Regions from separate parts of the Mus musculus genome. Here region 2 is linked to region 1. The links are chromatin loops, found by intact Hi-C in ENCODE. Cell type or tissue: heart. All regions are shown on one strand. Links, peaks and the distances in the headings refer to the core of each region. The heading gives the core; the rest is flanking DNA. Region 1 has its middle 21 kb from the start of Ptp4a1. Region 2 has its middle 78 kb from the start of Gm39615.

The links. A loop is a pair of places that touch in the nucleus more often than their neighbours do. Peaks named below come from ENCODE experiments on the same cell type or tissue, not always from the same donor. Only the 100,000 strongest peaks of a DNase experiment are listed, where the experiment ranks them.
Region 2: a loop joins it to region 1, with 6 times the contacts of the local background. A loop is called at or near these places in 31 of 42 quality-filtered maps.

Annotation. Positions count from the first base shown.
Region 1 is chr1:30,925,893-30,931,276 of GRCm38, forward strand. No RefSeq gene overlaps it. Among named protein-coding and RNA genes, the nearest start is that of Ptp4a1, 21 kb to the right of the region's middle. In heart, for the core only: no CTCF peak of the experiment used is centred there; no DNase peak of the experiment used is centred there.
Region 2 is chr1:30,775,605-30,780,988 of GRCm38, forward strand. No RefSeq gene overlaps it. Among named protein-coding and RNA genes, the nearest start is that of Gm39615, 78 kb to the left of the region's middle. In heart, for the core only: CTCF peaks have their summits at 3,241 (motif pointing right) and 4,825 (motif pointing right); no DNase peak of the experiment used is centred there; H3K4me3 peaks cover 294 bases; H3K27ac peaks cover 288 bases.

The DNA of each region.
Region 1 (5,384 bases), core at 97-5,096:
GGAAGGGTAGAAAATTGAAATTGACCTTGAAGTAACCAACTAAATGGAGAAGAAATTTAACAAGAAATTAAGCTGGGCTCATGCCTTTAATCCCAGCACTTGGGAGACAGAGGCAGGAGGACTTCTGAGTTTGAGGCCAGCCTGGTCTAGAAAGTGAGTTTCAGGACAGCCAGGACTATACAAAGAAACCCTGTTTCAAAAAAACCAAAACCAAACCAAACAAACAAAAAACAAACAAAAAAAAATTCTGTTTTTGTTTCATCTCTTTATAACAAAACACCCTGACTAAAAGGGATTTTTAGAAGAAAGGGTTTATTTGACCTACAACACCAGGCCACAATACATTATGGAAGGAAGTCAAGGCAAACTCAAGCAGGAACATGAACTAAGATTTGCTTTCTATTTCTCATAGAGTTGCCACCAACTAAAGAGCTAACTTCACAAGGAAAGTATACCAGGGACCATGGAGATTGCTGTTGCTGTGGGGCTTTCAGTCTGAGTTATACTGTGCTAGATAAAGTTCAGAACCCCTGCCTACGGATGTGCCACCAGCAATGGGCTGGGCCCCCCTACACCCATTAACAATTCAGGAAGTCTCCCACAGATGTGTCTGCAGTCACTTGTAGGCAATACTTCAATTAAGGCTTTCTTTTTTTTTAAAGATTTATTTATTATTATATCTAAGTACACTGTAGCTGTCTTCATACACACCAGAAGAGGGTGTCAGATCTCATGATGGGTGGTGTGAGCCACCATGTGGTTGCTGGGATTTGAACTCAGGACCTTCAGAAGAGTAGTAAGTATTCTTAACCACCGAGCCATCTCACCAGCCCCGAATTAAGGCTTTCTTCTTAGAAAATGTTAGGCTGTGCCAAACTGGCAGTTAAAGCTAACCAGAACAATTAGTTTAAGACATATTAGTGCAATCACTAACTGTATAAATTCCCAGAGAGTGTTTTTACCTGTCTTTAAAGATCAATTATAATAGGTTGGGAGTTTAGGTTGGATATAGACCATTTACCTATCACATGAAGTGCTTTGGGTCAAATCCCTTGGGTCAGAAAGGGAGAAACAGAGAAAGGAGATGGAGGAGTGATGGAGGAAGGGAGGTTGGAAGAGAGAGAGAAATGATGGTTTTTAAAAAGGTTTAGAGTAGTAGTTTGTATTGAATGGGAATAGATTGGCTCGTGCAAACAAACTTTATTAAAACTATTAGTACTGCTGGATATAGTAGTACACCTTTGTCTTAGTCAGGGTTTCTATTCCTGCACAAACATCATGACCAAGAAGCAAGTTGGGGAGGAAAGGGTTTTTTCAGCTTACAATTCCATACTGCTGTTTATCACCAAGGAAGTCAGGACTGGAACTCAAACGGGTCAGGAAGCAGGAGCTGATGCAGAGGCCATGGAGGGATGTTCTTTACTGGCTTGCTTCCCCTGGCTTGCTCAGCCTGCTCTCTTATAGAAACCAAGACTACCAGCCCAGAGATGGCACCACCCACAAGGGGCCTTTTCCCCTTGGTCACTAATTGAGAAAATGCCTTACATTTTGATCTCATGGAGGCATTTCCTCAACTGAAGTTCCTTTCTCTGTGATAACTCCAGCTGTGTCAAGTTGACACAAAACTAGCCAGTACAACCTTTAATCCCAGTACTTGGAAGGCAGAGGCAGTTGTGTCTCTTAAGTTTGAGGCCAGTCTGTATCTACATACTACATTTTGAGTATCAGAGCCAAACATGGCTACATTGTAAGAACTTGCCAAGAAAAAAGGAAAGAAAGGAAGGAAGGAAGGAAGGGAGGGAGGGAGGGAGGGAGGGAGGAAGGAAGGAAGGAAGGAAGGCAGGAAGAAAGAAAGAAAGAAAGAAAGAAAGAAGAAAGAAAAAGAGAAAGAAGGAGGGAAGGAAGGAAGGAAAGAAAGAAAGAAAGAAAGAAAGAAAGAAAGAAAGAAAGAAAGAAAGAAAGAAAGAAAACGAAAATAACAGAAAAAAGAAAAATATCATGGAAGGCATGGTGGTGCATGCCTTTAATCCTCTTACTTGGGAGGTAGAGACAGACAGAATCAAGAGCCCTTTCCTGACTTCCATAGGCACCCCCACACATGAACATACCTACACACACACATCTCTCTGTGAGTTTGAGACCAACTTTGGCTACAAAGGACTACACAGTGACACTTTGTTTCAAAATAAAATAAAATAAAATAAAATAATAAACCAAACCAAACCAAAACAATAGCTGACAGGATCCTGATATAGCTGTCTCCTGTGAGGCTTTGCTAGTGCCTGGCAAATACAGAAGTGGATGCTCACAGTCATCTATAGGCTGGAACATGGGGCTCCCAATGTAGGAGCTAGAGAAAGTACCCAAGAGCTGAAGGGGTCTGCAACCCTATAGGAGGAACAACAATATGAACTAACTAGTACCCCCCAGAGCTCATGTCTCTAGCTGCATATGTAGCAGAGGATGGCCTAGTCAGCTATCAATGGGAGTAGAGGCCCTTGGTCTTGCGAATCATATGCCCCAGTACAGGAGAATGCCAAGTCTAGGAAGCAGAAGTGTATGGGTTGGGGAGCAGGGCGGGGGGAGGGTATAGGGGACTTTCTGGATAGCAATTGAAATGTAATTGAAGAAAATATCTAACAAAAAAGAAACTAAATAAAAATTAGTAGTAAGTTTAGCATGAAGTATCTGGAACAGAGGACTCAAATGTCTTTATTGTCTTTGGGTTCTCTCCATTTTATTTGCTTATTAATCTATGGCTTACTTGTTTTGATTTGTTGATTACCAAAAACACTTCTGAGCTGGACTATTTCAAGGCAAAAAAAAAAAAAAAAGAACTGCCATGGTCCCATTATCCCAATAGCTAAATTTACATATGCTAAGCACTGAAAGGTCTCAGATGGCGGTTCAAGAGGCACTCTGAAACTAATTGCTGGGGACAAAGAAGTTTTTTTGTTTTTGTTTTTTGAGACAGGGTTTCTCTGTGTAGCCCTGGCTGTCCTGGAACTCACTCTGTAGACCAGGCTGGCCTCGAACTCAGAAAACCACTTGCCTCTGCCTCTCGAGTGCTGGGATTAAAGGCGTGCGCCACCACCGCCCGGTGACAATGAAGTTTAACAAAAGAGTTATTAATGTCGTGGACAGACAGACAGGCAGACAGTATGATGAGAGTTGAGGAGAGTTCAGGTCCCAGCATCTGAGCCAGCATGGTTGGGGCTCTGAAGAGAAACATCAGATCCCATAGCGACAAATAAGAATCTCTTACTATACCTTTCTTTGGGTGGGGTAAGTTTCACATCATGAACTTGCAGCCAGGATTTCCAGGGATGAAGCTGAGAAGAGGATGAAGGATATCTAGCTACCAATGCCCATTTTTAAAGTAAATCCACTTTCCAGGTGTGTCCTGGTTGGAGTTTTACTGCTCTGAAGAGATAGCACAACCTTGGCAAGTAGTATAAAAGAAAACATTTAAAGGGACTGGCTTGCGGTTCCAGAGGTTTAGTCCATTATCATCATGGTAGGAAGCATGGCATTGTGCAGGCAGACATAGTGCTGGAGGAGTCAAGAGTTCTATATCTTTATCTGAAGGCAGCAGGGTGAGACTGTAGCTGGATGTAGTTTGAGTATAGGAGACCACAAAGCCTGCCCCCACAGTGAAACACTTCCTTCAACAAGGCCACACCTACTCCACCAAGACCACACCTCCTAATTAGTGCCACTTGCTATGGGCCAAGCATTCAAACACAGAGTATCGGGGAGGTGTGGAGGGGTCATACCTATTCAAACCACTACAAGGTAAGAGGTTCTGATACCCAGAAGTCTATCAACTAAGAATTCAAGGACAGTGGGTGTCACGGTGGGTGCCTGCCAATCAGTTCCTTGCAAAGGGAAAGGCTGCTGCCTGTATTGTGGTATAACTATCAACTGGATTCCCACTTTACATCATTGCAAATAAAAATCGTTGAAGAACAGCCAAACGTCATCAAGTCATGCCTAATTCTTTTTTGTTTGTTTTGTTTTATTCGAGATAGGGTTTCTCTGTGTATGTCTGGCTGTCCTAGAACTCACTTTGTAGACCAGACTGGCCTCGAACTCAGAAATCCGCCTGCCTCTGCCTCTCAAGTGCTGGGATTAAAGGTGTGTGCCACCACCGCCCGGCTCATGCCTAATTCTTTGCTTTACTCCCACACGGCTCACCTGCTTTTTTTCTTTCAGGGCCCATTTCATACTTCCCTCTCTTGTTTCCTAGGGAACTTCTCTCTCCACCTCTAAATTCTCCAAGAATGGCAATTATAAGGTTTTATTTTTGTTCTCGCCACCCTATTGTACTGTAACCTGTTTCAGTAACAGCAGTAAAGATAGATGCCAGGATCCTTTAAAAGAATGCTTCCTTTCTACCTAAAACATTTGGCTTCTTTTTTTCTTATTTTAAAACTTCTCATTGTGCAATATCTACTTTGCAAGATACTATATTGCTCAAGGACATTTGAACACAAATACATAATGTACCTTGAGCCTATTTCCCCATACCCACTCCCTTCCCTATTCTACGTCACCCAGTTAGTTCCCTTTGGTCCTCTATACAGCTTTTTTTTCTTTTCTTTTCTTTTCTTTTCTTTTCTTTTCTTTTCTTTTCTTTTCTTTTCTTTTCTTTTCTTTTCCTTTCCTTTCTTTTCTTTTTTCTTCTCTTCTCTTCTCTTCTCTTCTCTTCTCTTCTTTCTTCTTTCTTTTTTGTATATACACATAATTTTATGCATCTCTCTGAGAGTGACTAATTTGATTCAACATGATTTTCTCTAGCTCCAAATAACATAACTTCATTCTGTACAGCTGAACAATGTCTAGCCTGTCTCTATGCCATACTTTGTCATTCCTCTGTGGTTGCTAGACTGATCCCACAACTCAGCTCTCATGAATGAACCAGTGCTGCAGTAAACACTGGTGGGTCAGTATTTCTGTGATGTGTTGTCTTGAAGTCCTCTGAACAAAAGAGGAATTTGCATGGATTTGAAGGTGAATGTAACCCAGAAACTTTGTGCTTCAAGGTGACAGGTGTGAAGCTGGGGTAAGGAATGAGGTGTGGATGCCTAGAATCCCAACTTGTCCTTTTCCTATTTTGGTCTGAGTTTTGCTTCTCTTGCCACCTGCTGGTCTCCTCATCAATAGCAGTCCGGAGTCATCTCTTCTAGTGACTCTAAGCTACAGACTTCAGGAACATGCTCACACAATGACAACCATTTCCCCAGAGGAACAAAGTCCATCGATGACTACAGGAACACATCCTGCTTTGGTGGCTGTCATCCTTGCTTTTCTTTGATTTCTGGGTGAGCAGCCGTTTGTCTCCCCACTCAGGCACTTAGACGGCTGAATGCCTATTTCTCTGA
Region 2 (5,384 bases), core at 267-5,266, 150 kb before region 1:
CACACACACACACACACACACACACACACACACAGTTTGTAGCCCAGCTAGTTCAACAATGGCTGTCTACCAATGGAAGGTCCATGAATCCAGTCCACAAAGCTGGATGTCTCAGCTGGTCTTCAGTATACATCAATATCCTGAAGAAGCAGGCTCTAATGCCAGTGGAAGAATGAACTTGCCCTCAAGAGTGAGAGCAAGCAGGCAAAGGGAGCAAGCTTCCTCCTTCTGTGTCTTTTTCATAGGATGCCAGCAGAAGGTGTGGCCCAGATTAAAGGTGACTCTTCCCACCTCAAAAGATCCAGATTAAAAGTGGGTCTTCCCCCTGCAAATTATTTAATTAAGAAAATATTCCTCACAGGCACATCTACCCAGTCTCTTGAGGTTGGTTAACTCCAGATGTAGGTGACAGTCACTGCTTTACAGGCAGTGGGACCTGGGAGAATGGAGCCAATAAAGAAGGCAGATTTGTGTCATGCTGTAGCAAATTTAATTCACAACAGCAGACTGCATATACTTTGAGGGTTAATAATGTTCATATGAGTAACGTTCTCATGAGTTCAAGCTGCATAAAATAACAAAGAAAAGCTAAGAATGACAAAAAGTGTCTTTTCATAGAAGCACACAGAGGACAGTTTAAACATTCAACTGACTATCAATAACAAGCAGGAATAATGAATCTGAAATAAGAACACTCCTTTCTGCTGCACCTAGAGGGAGCACAGAATTCCATTCCAAGAACATTTCTGTTTTGAAGAAACAGAGTTGTGAGGCTTTTGTCGTGTGTTTCTTGGAGTGTTGCCACAAGCACTTAGAATTCTCCTTACATGACTCCATCCCTGGGCCAGATTCTAGGCCATATTCTTAGTTGACAACAAAGAATAGGCAGCACACTAGAGGGGTATCCATTTCCTTACCATTTCTGGCTTCAAGAGCCGCTTTTTTTTCCTCAGGTCCTGGTCAGTTCCCCATATGTAAAACCAGAGAAGAGAGGTCCGCTTCTGTTACAATCTCCGACCTTCTCTTCTGGTGCCCTCAAACTTAAAGGCGTATGCCATTCCATTTGCCCACCCAAATAAACAAAGATAGCCTTCCAGTCTGAAAGTCAGCTGAGTGGGTGTCATCTGTGACCTCATTTCTCTACTATGAAACATGGCATTCACAGGTATTGCGACGATTAAGATGTAGGCAGACATCTTTGAGGTTGGGGAACCAGTCTACCTGGGCTCATATATTGTAAAGTAGTTGTTGAATTGTTAACCTTCTGAGTTCTTTATCTACTACATGCAAGTTCTTAATTAAAAAAAAAATACTGAACTTATCCTCAAGTGACATTTCACATTTTACATTTTCTCCCAATTAGAAGTACCTTGTGTGGCAGCACAAACCCTGAGATTTCCTCAGCCAATGCGTGAGGACAAAGCTGTAGCCCACAGCTGACCAGGAAAGCCTTCCTTTACATAATAAGTAGACGTGAGCAGTAATCACGCATCTCCTAGGTTTCCTTACAGGGACTAAGTGCTTGTCTTATAGAAATTACTGTCACGGGCTGGGGCTGAGGCATGGTGGTGGCACACGTACATGTTCTTGTTTGAGACCATTGTGGCCACTTTGGGGATCCTCTGATTAACATAACATCAAAACTATTTACTTTGTGTTAATCACTAGCTGAGGTACAGCTGGTTCTTGTCACAATCATTACCATAATAGCCCTCCAAACTTGAAGCCGCTGAACTTGGGAAAAGAAAGTGTGTGTGTTTATGATATACTCCTTAGTCACATCTAAGAAGCTCTCTTCTGCGCACACCCAGCTTCTACTCTTATGTCTCTTCATTTTGTTTCTCACCTAAAGCAGAATATTGAGTTTCTAAATAACATTATAACATTATAGATAACAAAAGGCTGAATTCAATCTTTTCTGAAAATAACTAACAGAGATGAAAAATAAAATCTAAATTCCCAAGAAGCAAGTCTTAAGCCAGAAGCATAAATTTCATGGTGTCTGAAATTAATTATAAAAATTCAGTCTTAAGCAGGTCAAAGCTATCCTCCTGCTTCAGCCTCCGGAGTACTGGAGTTCAGGTGGGCATTGCCGTATAAATGTATATAAATGTGTAAAATGTTCCTTTCGAGCCGTCCCTCAAGGCTAGGGAGAGGAAAGTTTGCTTTGGTACGTAAAAGAAAGGCTTTTTAGAAGCAGGGAGAGGGGTGTGTGCAGAGCCCACCCTCTGCTGAGTGCTGAGAGCCCTGATTTCCTGTTTGGAGTTCAGAACACAGGCAGGCACTAGGCTTGTGTTCTAAGGCCGCTCTCATGGTACAATACTATAAGCAAAACTTATGTCAGACCACTTAACGTTCCTGATGCAGCAGAGAAACAGAAAATGATCACTGTTGTTACTGAATAGAAAGGGTTGGGGTTTTTTTTTGTTTGTTTTTTGTTTTTGTTTTTGTTTTTAAGTTTGTTTCTTTAACAGAGTTCTAGGTCCAGTGAGACATCTCAGCAGGTGGGTGCCCTTGCCACTAAGCCTAAAGACATGGGTTCGAACTCTAGAACTCACAGTGAATGGAGAAAAGGACTCCTGCAAGCTGTCCTCTGACCTCCAGGCTCACACACACACACACACACACACACACACACACACACACATAAATAACTAAATAGATGTAATATATAGAATAGTAAAGCTATTCTAGCTTAACTATATACAATCCTGGGTTTTGTATGTATTTTGAAAGCAAGTTTTATTCCACTAACTTCTTTTTTGATAAAAAATACAAGACATAAATGTATCATGTATATTACATTTTAGATATGTCAACATTGTAAAACGGAAACACAATTTGCTTTTAGTCATTTTCAAAATGTAGACGCTGCTGTAAACTGTCACCATGCTGAGCCTAAGTACTCTATGACTGGGGTCAATATCCGGCTTTACACAGCACAAGAAACGCCCCTCAAGGCTGGGGAGCTACTGTGTATGGGAACTCTTGCCTAGCTCCTGTGAAGCCCCGAGTTTGATCCCCCAGGACCACCCATAGGGAAGGGGAAATCAAACCCAAGTAGGATGACTGGAACTTGACAAACAAGCCAGAAGCTGGTGTGAGTGGACCGGATGTTAAATGCAATCCAATCAACAGGTCGCAGGGCTATACAGAGAAACCCTGTCTCGAAAAAAACAAAAACAAAAAACAAACAAACAAAAAACTGCCCTTCGCTTTGTCTTCTTGCAAGTACATGAAATAGCCACTAGGTGGCGCAGCCATCATTGAAAAATGTAAAGACGTTAGCTTAGTTTACTCGTTCAACTTTTATAATTTGCCTACCTCTTTCATAATATTCAAACAATAATCAAAGTCGTATATGATTTTGTAAGAGATTAATTCTTCGTGTTGTTGGTCTTCATTTTAAAGATTATCATATTCTTCAAATGTATTAACTTACACACAACAAACATAACTTCCTACTATATATGTTTTATATGTGTGATATATTATATTATATTATACATTATTTTATATTATATAACATTGCATATACGTATATGATATACACATATCCTATCTAATGCAGTGGAAATATTCCCACAAATGCATTTGAGTGTGTGCCTTATGCCTCTACCTCTAAGTTCTAAACAGATGACAATTTTAATTTTAAATTCCTCCTGTGTCCGAGTCTAGGAGAGCACTGGTGGGAGAGTTTGTCAGGTTAAGTGTGTTCTCATCCACCAGTTTCTGGATTCCAGCAGTTGCTCTCTCCACCACACTCTGGTTTCCTCTTCTTAGCAAATGCATCTGGGGCCTCATATCCTAGCACAGCACACCACCCCGGAAGCTACAGCTTGCTTCTCACATTCAGCTGCCTGTCTTACATGACCTAACAGAGAGCCTTGTGCACCAACAAGCACAGAAATACACATATTAGGAAGATAAATCCTATGAGGCACAAATAGGAAGTAAATGAGAGTTTTAAACAAGTATTGTCTTAGTTATTTTTCTTGCTACTGAGATGAAATATCCCAGCTAAATTAACATAAGGGACAAAAGGTTTATTTATTGAGGTTCACAGTTTATCATGGTAGGGAGGTCAACGCAGCAGGAGCCTGAAGCAGCTGGTCACATTGTATGCAGACAGGAAGTGGAGAATGGAAGCTGCTTATTCTGGGCTACTTCCTCTTCTTTGTTCAGACCAGGATTCCAGCCAGGGGGATGGTACCATCCACAGTAGGCACAACTCCCCACCTAATCAAGGAAATCCTCCACAGGAATGCCCAATGGTCAATCTAGATCACGCCCAGGTCTTTCTACATCTCACCGTACTCACAACTGAGACTGGCCATAACAAATGCATTCTTGACAAATACACAAAGGCAAATAATCATTTTTATGAAAGAATTATTAGGGCCAAAAATAAAATACAAGAGACCTATAGTACGCTTCATTTTGCTTCAACTCTATTCAAATCTATTGGTTTAAGGCATTCCTGTACACTGATAAAGAGAATACAAGTTGGTAGAATTATTATGCAGGAGAGACCAGAATATGGATTTAGAAGCCCAAAAGTCATACTGGCACTTGACTTTATCCTAGGCAAATAATTATAAATACAGATGTTGGGCTGCAAGAGTTTTGTCACAGCATTGCTTATATAAAGTGTGTATAACATTTCATCCATTAGTGTCACAATGTCCATTAAAATATCCATCAAATATGGAACTATGGAAGAAAAGGAAATAAATACGGGGAAGATATTTGTAAACGTTCTAAGGTTTCTGTTGTTTTGTGTACAGAGAGAAACCTGGATGTACTTTTATGCCTGTGTACCACATGATTGCAGTACTTGTGGAAGCCAGAAGAGGGCGATCAATCAATCTTTCGGAGCTGGATTCATGGACGTTTGTCAGCCACCTTATAGGTATTGGAAACCAAAACCGAGGTCTTCTCCAAGAGCAGCAAGGTCTCATAATCACTGAGCCATCTCTCAACCCCTTGTAAGAGTTTGTCTGTTTGTTAGTCTGTCTGGTTTGGTTTGGTTTGGTTTGGTATGGTTTGGTTTGGTTTTTTTAACAGGGAATTCCATTCATGGAATCTAGGGGAAGCAGGGAACACTGAATGATTATTCGAAATGGTGTTGCGTTTAAGATGAGACTTTGCAGGGCATTTTCGCCTGAAGTGACAACAACTGGCAGAGAGGAAATAAAACGCAGCAAGATTCTGAAGCTCCAGGGTTGGAAGTGGCTCATCCCTAAAGCTGCCTGATGAAGTCATCAGACTTTCAACTTAACACCTTATGAGGATACCTGATTTAATGCATCAGACACCAAGAAAATAATACTTTTGAGCAGCTGAAGGGGAAATGTATGAAATAGCAAAACGTTGAAAATAGT